Linked DNA regions of Homo sapiens: regions 2 and 3 are each linked to region 1. The links are chromatin contacts, found by Hi-C in ENCODE. All regions are on one chromosome and are shown on one strand. Each heading gives the region's core, a stretch centred on a gene start or an enhancer-like site at or near the end of the contact. The rest is flanking DNA. Distances are from core to core; before and after follow the strand shown. Region 1 holds the start of FOXP4 (forkhead box P4). Region 2 holds the start of VEGFA (vascular endothelial growth factor A). Region 3 holds the start of SAYSD1 (SAYSVFN motif domain containing 1).

Region 1 (2,700 bases), core at 103-2,602:
CCCGTGGCCGCCCTCTCTTCCCCCCTTAAGTGGTGAAGCGGGAGCTCTCTCCACAGCGGGTGAGTAGAGGTGTCAGCCAGATCGTTTCCCCACCCTCCACCTCCGGCGCACAAATCACAGGGGCCATTTCCAGACGCTCTCAAGTCCCCAAGAAGTTTTCCGCTCTATCCCCGAGCTGACCGAGCGATGGAAAAGGGGCTGACTGGCCCTGGCACTTCCGAGGTGCGACCTCAGCAAGACAAGTCCCCTCTTCACCAGAGACGACACGGCGGGTAGGACCGCGATCCCCCGCTCTCTTGCCCCCATTTTCATCTGTCTCCGGCGCGTCCTGGGGAGTCCGGTACCGACTAGAGTTGGGGGGAGCCACTTCCCTTCCCAGCTCTGGAAAGTCTGGGCCGGGAAGTATTCTTTGTCTGACTCGGGGCGGGGAGGGGGTCGCGCCCCCGTACACCCCATTCCCAGAGGCCCGGCGGGGAGGGGGCGGGGCCCAGATTCTTGGGGAAGGGCGGGCCTCGGTGGCCTCTCCGGCCGCCCCCCTCCCCGCCCCGGCCTCCGGCTGCCCCCACTCCCGCCGCGCCACAGCCCCCACCTGTTCCCGAGGCAGCTCCGGCCCGCTGGGGCCCGGGCCAGGGGCGGAATGTCGCGGCTGCGCGGGGTCAGTGCGCCACGGCCGGCCCTGGCTGGAACAAAGTGCGCCGGCCCGGGCCCGGCTCCTCCTGGCGCCCGGCGCCCAGCGCGTCTCGGGCGGGCAGTTTGCAAACACAAAGTGAGCCAGCGAGCGGGCGAGAGAGTGCGCGAGCGAGGGAGTTGGTCTGGTCGCCCGCCCAGCCCCCACCCACGTCCCTGGGCCCGACCCGCCACCTACCTGTCCCGCCCGGCCGCTCCGTGCGGGCTCCGGCCCGTCAGCCCGCGCGGGGCATGGGGCTCGCTCCGGTCGCAGCCCGGGCCCGCCGCCGCCCGCCGGGGCTGCCCTTCCGCGCCGCCCCGCGTCGCGCAGCTCCCGGGCGTCCTCCCAGCGCGCCGGGCCGACCGCCGCGCGCCTCAACCCCGCCGGGGCATGGCACTTTGTGGGCTGCTTGGCTCGCTCCGGCTCCGCTCTTCCTTCCCGGTCCTTCCGCGACGCTCGTCAGCTCGCTCCGGCTCCCGGGCTCCCGGACCCCGGCGTCCCCGCCCCCGGCCCAGCCCTGGTTCCGGCCCGGGCTCCTCCCCGCCGCGCCGCCGCCGCCTGCGCCGCGCCCTCCTCGCGGGCTGGGGGCTCCGTCCCGGCCGCCGGCCGCCGGCCGCACTGTCCGGTCCGCAGGGACGGCGGGCTCCGGACTCCGAGGGGCTGCGACTGAGCCTGGGCTGCGAGTGGCTGCGAGCGGGCGGCGCGCGGGCGGGGCGGGAGGGGGCGGGGGAGGAGGAGGGTGGAGAGGGAAGGAGGGAGCGCGCGGAGAGCGAGGGAGGAGGGAGCGAGAGAGCAAGCGGCGGAGGGAGGGGAGACCAACTTCTAGTGCTACCATAATTCGCCTAAAGCAGGTGCAGCAACTTTCACCCCGCCTGGCAGCCCGCTGAGAGCGAGAGAAAACCACGTGCACCAAACTTTAGGGGAGGAAAAATGGGAACGTGGGGAGAAGACGTGAGGCGGCAGATCTGAAAAAGATGGTAGGTGGAGGGACCCCAGGGATTCACCCTGGCCTCGGACTAATCCTATGGGGCGCTTGCAAACCCCGGCCATCCCCTGGAGTCTGAAGGTACGGCCAAGTCCTGATCCCACACGGTTCACTGGTTCCCGGCGGGCTGCGCTCGGCGCGGGGAGTGGCCGGGGGCCCAGAGACGGAGCCAGTGTCAGGCCCGGGCCCTGTCTGGCCTCCCTCCTGCTCCCCACTGCGTGGGGGCTGGGGGTGGGCTTCCTGAGCCGAGGGTAGAAGGTGGGGAGGCCCCTTCAGGGCTTTGTGAACGGTCACCCCCTGGCGCGCACTGCCTCCCTCTGCGGAAAGGGAATTTCCCGTAAAGTGCTCTGCGAACCAGTGAAGAAGGGGCCCAAGGCCAGAGCCATGCGGGCAAAGTGAAGTGCAAAGTTGAGGCAATTATCCGGACAAATTAGATTGTAAACAAAACCCCGCGTCTCTGAACATCGCTTTTGCCCAGGGGGACTGGAGGGATTGTGGTGGTGGCGGCGATGGTGTGTTTGGGTTGGGAGGGGGAGGTCTGGGTGAGGAAATGCCCACGGCCCAAGGGGGAGGGCTGTGTTGTTAGCAGACGCACCACTCAGAGTCCCGTGGAAATCTCAATACCCGTCCCCCTCCCCGCCCCACACACGCCGGAAACATCTCCCATCTGTCTGCATGTGTTGGGGGTGGGGAGAAGTGAAGGAGGCCTCAGGGGTCCTCATGAAGTACCCCAACCCAGCTCAGTGATGCCGGGTCCCCATGACCAAGGGAGGATCCTGTTGTGGGATCAGGACAAGAAGACAGTGGCTCTTGAAGCCTCTCCTGGCCCTAAATCCTCAGGCAGGTGGACAAGAGGCTGGCATAGTATGTGAGCCCCTGTGGAGTGGGAGCTGGAAGCCTGAGGTGTGGGGTCGGAGCTGCAAGGATTGATGCTTAGTTGCCTGGGGGGAGGGGATTTCTTGGCCGTTCCAGTGGTCCTTGAAAGAAAAGGGGACCTCAGAGAGGAGGCACCCTCTTGGGTTGTTTTTCATCACTTCTGTCCCTTTTC
Region 2 (2,700 bases), core at 77-2,576, 2.2 Mb before region 1:
TGGGCAGGGCCCGCGTGGGCGGTGAGCCTCTCTCCGGGTACCCTCCCACCTAGCGCGCGCGCCCCCTCCCCCTGCACCTAAGACGACAGAGGGGGACGCCGCACGCCTGGTGCCCATGGACCCGCGTGGGGCACGGAGCCCCCACGCGCGCGCTCGCACGCACGTCCCCAGCCGGGAGAGGCGCTCGCAGCGGCCCGCGGCGCCAGCAGGGCACGACCGCTTACCTTGGCATGGTGGAGGTAGAGCAGCAAGGCAAGGCTCCAATGCACCCAAGACAGCAGAAAGTTCATGGTTTCGGAGGCCCGACCGGGGCCGGCGCGGCTCGCGCTCCCTCTCCGGCTCGGGCTGTGGGGCGGCCCGCTCTCCTCGGCGCCTCGGCGAGCTACTCTTCCTCCCCGGCCCGAGGCCCGGGCCAGGGCCTGGGGAGCGCGCGCGGCTGGAGCACTGTCTGCGCACACCGCCGCCTCACCCGTCCATGAGCCCGGCTTCCGAGCGCCGAGTCGCCACTGCGGCCCCCTCTCCTCTTCCTTCTCTTCTTCCTCCTCCCCCTCCTCCGGCTGCGGCTCCTCCCGGCCCGAGCTAGCACTTCTCGCGGCTCCGCTCGGCTCGGCTTCCCCCGCGCGGACCACGGCTCCTCCGAAGCGAGAACAGCCCAGAAGTTGGACGAAAAGTTTCAGTGCGACGCCGCGAGCCCCGACCCCCTCCACCCCGCCTCCGGGCGCGGGCTCCGGCCCCTGCCCGCGGCTCGCCGCCGCGTCCACTGTCCGCCGCCGGCCGGGGAGGAGGTGGTAGCTGGGGCTGGGGGCGGTGTCTGTCTGTCTGTCCGTCAGCGCGACTGGTCAGCTGCGGGATCCCAAGGGGGAGGGCTCACGCCGCGCTCCGGCGGTCACCCCCAAAAGCAGGTCACTCACTTTGCCCCTGTCGCTTTCGCTGCTCGCACGCCCGCGCGCTCTCTCTGACCCCGTCTCTCTCTTCCTCGACTTCTCTCTGGAGCTCTTGCTACCTCTTTCCTCTTTCTGCTGGTTTCCAAAATCCACAGTGATTTGGGGAAGTAGAGCAATCTCCCCAAGCCGTCGGCCCGATTCAAGTGGGGAATGGCAAGCAAAAATAAATTAAAACGAGAAACAATACAGTTTTAAAAAAAAATGTTTAAGAAAAAAGAAGAGGGATAAAACCCGGATCAATGAATATCAAATTCCAGCACCGAGCGCCCTGGCCGGTGAGTCCGCTGACCGGTCCACCTAACCGCTGCGCCTCCCGACAGAGCGCTGGTGCTAGCCCCCAGCGCCACGACCTCCGAGCTACCCGGCTGCCCCAAGCCTCCGCGATCCTCCCCGCTACCAGCCGACTTTTAAAAAAAAAAGGGGGGGGCGCATGGCTCCGCCCCGCCGGGACCCCGCCCCCGGCCCGCCCCGGGGGGCGGGGACAGGCGAGCCTCAGCCCTTCCACACGCGGCTCGGGCCCGGGCTCTGCGGACGCTCAGTGAAGCCTGGCCCGCAGCCCGCCGCAATGAAGGGGAAGCTCGACCCCCACCAAGGTTCACAGCCTGAAAATTACCCATCCGCCCCCGGAAACTCTGTCCAGAGACACGCGCCCGCGGGGCATTGGCGAGGAGGGAGCAGGAAAGTGAGGTTACGTGCGGACAGGGCCTGAGAGCCGTTCCCTCTTTGCTAGGAATATTGAAGGGGGCAGGGGAAGGCGGAGAGCCGGACAGGGACGGGTGGGGAGAGGGACACACAGATCTATTGGAATCCTGGAGTGACCCCTGGCCTTCTCCCCGCTCCAACGCCCTCAACCCCACACGCACACACTCACTCACCCACACAGACACACACGTCCTCACTCTCGAAGACGCTGCTCGCTCCATTCACCCAGCTTCCCTGTGGTGGCCGAGCGCCCCCTAGTGACTGCCGTCTGCACACCCCGGCTCTGGCTAAAGAGGGAATGGGCTTTGGAAAGGGGGTGGGGGGAGTTTGCTCCTGGACCCCCTATTTCTGACCTCCCAAACAGCTACATATTTGGGACTGGAGTTGCTTCATGTACAGAGAGCCCAGGGCTGGGCACAGGGGCCACAGTGTGTCCCTCTGACAATGTGCCATCTGGAGCCCTCATCTGGCCTGCAGACATCAAAGTGAGCGGCAGCCAACAGGCTGGAGTGACTGGGGTCCTTTGGGAAGTGTCCAGGGATGCTTCCCAGGGGAGAAGAATTTGGCACCAAGTTTGTGGAGCTGAGAACGGGAAGCTGTGTGGTTCCGGGGTTAGTCAGTGACTGGGAGGGAAGAGGACCTGTTGGAGCCCACGTATGCACTGTGGAGTCTGGCAAAACCCAAAGGGGGAGGCAGCTGGGCAGACAGAGGCCCTTGTTCCTGCTGCCCCCCCAACCCCAGATGTTGCCAGGGAACTGAGGCCAGGGGGCTGGTGGGGGCGGGTGGAGGCCAGGGCCTGCGTGATGATTCAAACCTACCCGCCAGCACTAAGGAACGTCTGTAGGCCAGCTGCCCAGAGCTCCCACCAGGCCAGGGGCCAAGGCTTCTATCAGCCCAAGCCCAGACTCATAGCTCATCTTCTGAATAGAAATGGGGGTTTCGTCTCAGCTCCCCCATTCCCTCAGGATCCCTTGGCTACTTCTCCAGGCTCACAGCTTCTCCCCTATCCTTCCCCCAGTCCCCTCCCTTACCTCCAAGCCCCCTTTTCCTCCAA
Region 3 (2,700 bases), core at 41-2,540, 2.4 Mb after region 1:
TCCCTCCTTCCCTCCCTCCCTCCCTGCCTCCCTCTCCCTCCTTCCAATCCAGTCATAACAGCCTCCCTGATGTTCTGTGAACAAGTCAAGCGTGCTATTTGAGGCCTCGGGACCTTTGCACTTGTTCCTCTGACTGAAACACTCCTGTTCAGATATCTACATACCTCACTCATTTAAGTCTATGCCCAAATGACAAACCTTCAGGGAGGTCTTCTCTAATACCTCCACCATTGCCTACTTTGCTTCACTTTTCTTCACAGCACTTATCAGTACCTGATATGACATGAAATATGTAGATACACATTTGTTTATTGTCTGTATTTCCATTTGGAGTGTAAGCTCTAAGAAAACAGGTTTTTGTTTGTTTTTTCCTTTCATCCCAGCATCCCCAGTGCCTGTGACTTTAGACAGAGCAGGCCCTAGGTAAACGTCTGTTAAATGAATGGATGACTCTGTTCTAATTTGTCTAATTTCTCGAGTCACCCTCAGCCAGATCCAACAAATATTTGAGTCTTAATTATGTAAGTGACACTTAGCTAGATGCTTACAGCTTTAAGAACGTATAAAACAGCCCCTAACCTGAACTGTGTCCTTTTGGGAGGGTACTGATTGGGAGAGGGCACAAGGAAACTCCCAGAGTACAGAAATGTTCTTTCTCTCCATCTGGGTGGTAGTTACACAGGTGCATACATAAGAGCAAATCTACTGAGTCATATTCTTAAGATGTGTATTTTATGTTGCACCCCAATAAAAGTTTTTGTTGTTGGTTTTTTTAAGGTTCTGACGTATCTAGACACAAAACGAGATAATTTCCCAACGTGGCAAGACCAATGATGGAGCTGCACAGCCTGCTTTGTGAGCAGTGAGAAAGTCACCCTCCAGGTACTAAGATTGGCATACCCTTTCCTTGATAAGAGAAAAAGGGTAAGATGTAGCCTGTTATTCCTCTGACGCTGGAATGTCGTAGAGATCACGGGCCTCTCCTAACCCCTGGAACCATCTTCTCACTGTGGCGCTGTTCATTGGGGCCCAGCAACAGAGATCCCGAATACAGGACGCTGGATCAGTGGGGCCTCGAGCCCTTAAGTGAGATGCAGCAAGGCAGAGCGGCCTTTGGGAGAGGGCAATGGGGCAGCCCTGTGCTTTAGACTTGGCTTGAGGAGGTGACACTGTGTCCACGTGCCTGTGAAGAGAGAACGGCTGAGTATACACGCGACCCGCCAGACTTCACAAACGGAGGAGACGCGGGTCACACCAGTGCGCATGCTCAGCAGGGGCTTCTGCCACGCAGGCGCACGGCGGCCGGCGCGGGCCGAGCGGAGGCAACTGCTGTGCGGCCTGCGGGCGCGCGCTCCCTTATCGGCCAACGGACGCGAGGCGCGCGCCATGGAACAGCGGTTAGCTGAGTTTCGGGCGGCGCGGAAACGGGCGGGTCTGGCGGCCCAACCCCCTGCTGCCAGTCAGGGCGCACAAACCCCAGGAGAGAAGGCGGAAGCAGCAGCGACTCTAAAGGCAGCCCCAGGCTGGCTAAAGCGGTTCCTGGTATGGAAACCTAGGCCCGCGAGTGCCCGGGCCCAGCCCGGCCTAGTTCAGGTGAGACGATGGAAACTTCGGCCCTAGGACCTGGCCTCGGAGCCACAGTCGAGGGCGCGGCCCTAGCTGCCGGGGGTGTGGCCCTAGCTGCCGGAGGCGGGGCTACTGGCCCCCCATCCTGATCGAGGGCCGGACCGCTCATCTCCGGCCACACGTGTCAGCACTGTTACCAGTTTTGACATTTTCTTTCCAGCCCGCGACCCACGCAGGTCCTGATTCCAGCGAGAGTCGAGGGTCCTGGGAGAAAGCACCTCTGCTCTTAAATTATTCACTCCGAATTGAGTTATCGTGACGCCCTGTGGCATTGGGAAACCTCTCCACAACCAAGTTGAGCCACAGCCCTCTGCTAATGGAGGAGGGTAAAAGGTCTAATTGGATACCGATCACAAGTAGCAGTAATTAAAACTTCATTTGATTCGCACCTGGGGCACATGCAGCTAGTAGCCCAGATAGCCTGTGACTTAGAAATGCGTTTGAATACAGAATTTACCAAAGTGTGGTAGCTGTAACTGCCGGTAGTGGCAGAAGCTTATTCCAGTTCCATAGTGAATGTTCAAGACACAAACAAAAAAAAGTGATTTAGTATGATAACCTTTTCACATTTAATTGTTTTGGTAATCTCTTGTTTTGCAGATGAATTTAATTTGCATCCTTTTGTGTTTTCATTTAGTTTTAACTCAGTAAAATGGTAAGGTGGCTTGCAGTGAGGTTGAAATGTCTATGTGGAAATACAAGACAAAACATATCAAGGGATGAGTGCTTTGTAACAATTTGTGCCCAGTGCTTTGTTCCTCATAAGTGCAATAAGAACTAAAAAATTCCTTTTAAAATGAAAATATACTGGAAGAAAAGTGTACCTTGCTCACCTTAAAATTATTTCCTGTAAGTTCATCTATTATTGCACAACATTTGATTTGAGGGAATTTTTAAAAATTACTGAACCTATTACTCAATTTTGATTTGATATTCTCAGTGATATACAGGATTCCAGCTGACTTGCAGAAAGGTGAAAAGAGCGCAGCAGAGTTCAGACAATCCATTTCCTTGTGTGCAGTTTGTGTTAATTGTCTTTGGATAATTTTATTGTTGACTAGAACTTTCTAAGTA

The links. Hi-C counts contacts between places; a loop is a spot of excess contacts on that map. Pooled maps may share reads with other maps.
Region 2: a map of CD8-positive, alpha-beta T cell shows a loop between it and region 1 (15-fold over the local background). The contact joins the promoter of VEGFA here to the promoter of FOXP4 in region 1. A Hi-C loop is called at or near these places in 2 of 168 maps with a recorded cell type or tissue (CD8-positive, alpha-beta T cell and naive thymus-derived CD4-positive, alpha-beta T cell) and 8 of 50 pooled maps.
Region 3: a map of B cell shows a loop between it and region 1 (14-fold over the local background). The contact joins the promoter of SAYSD1 here to the promoter of FOXP4 in region 1. A Hi-C loop is called at or near these places in 2 of 168 maps with a recorded cell type or tissue (B cell and dorsolateral prefrontal cortex) and 9 of 50 pooled maps.

Annotation. Positions count from the first base shown.
Region 1 is chr6:41,545,033-41,547,732 of GRCh38, reverse strand. It overlaps FOXP4 (forkhead box P4), which reads right to left and starts at 1,352. Exons shown (of 17, transcript NM_001012426.2): 1 at 866-1,352. The region is part of intron 1 of FOXP4-AS1 (FOXP4 antisense RNA 1); the gene reads left to right. RefSeq lists silencers at 36-185, 476-655, 726-1,405, 1,736-2,005 and an enhancer at 1,556-1,665.
Region 2 is chr6:43,768,837-43,771,536 of GRCh38, reverse strand. VEGFA (vascular endothelial growth factor A) reads right to left here and starts at 1,326. Exons shown (of 8, transcript NM_003376.6): 1 at 225-1,326. The coding sequence starts at 830. RefSeq lists enhancers at 1-135, 136-901 and silencers at 1-886, 1,264-1,513.
Region 3 is chr6:39,113,776-39,116,475 of GRCh38, reverse strand. SAYSD1 (SAYSVFN motif domain containing 1) reads left to right here and starts at 1,290. Exons shown (of 2, transcript NM_018322.3): 1 at 1,290-1,593. The coding sequence starts at 1,387. RefSeq lists an enhancer at 1,407-1,696.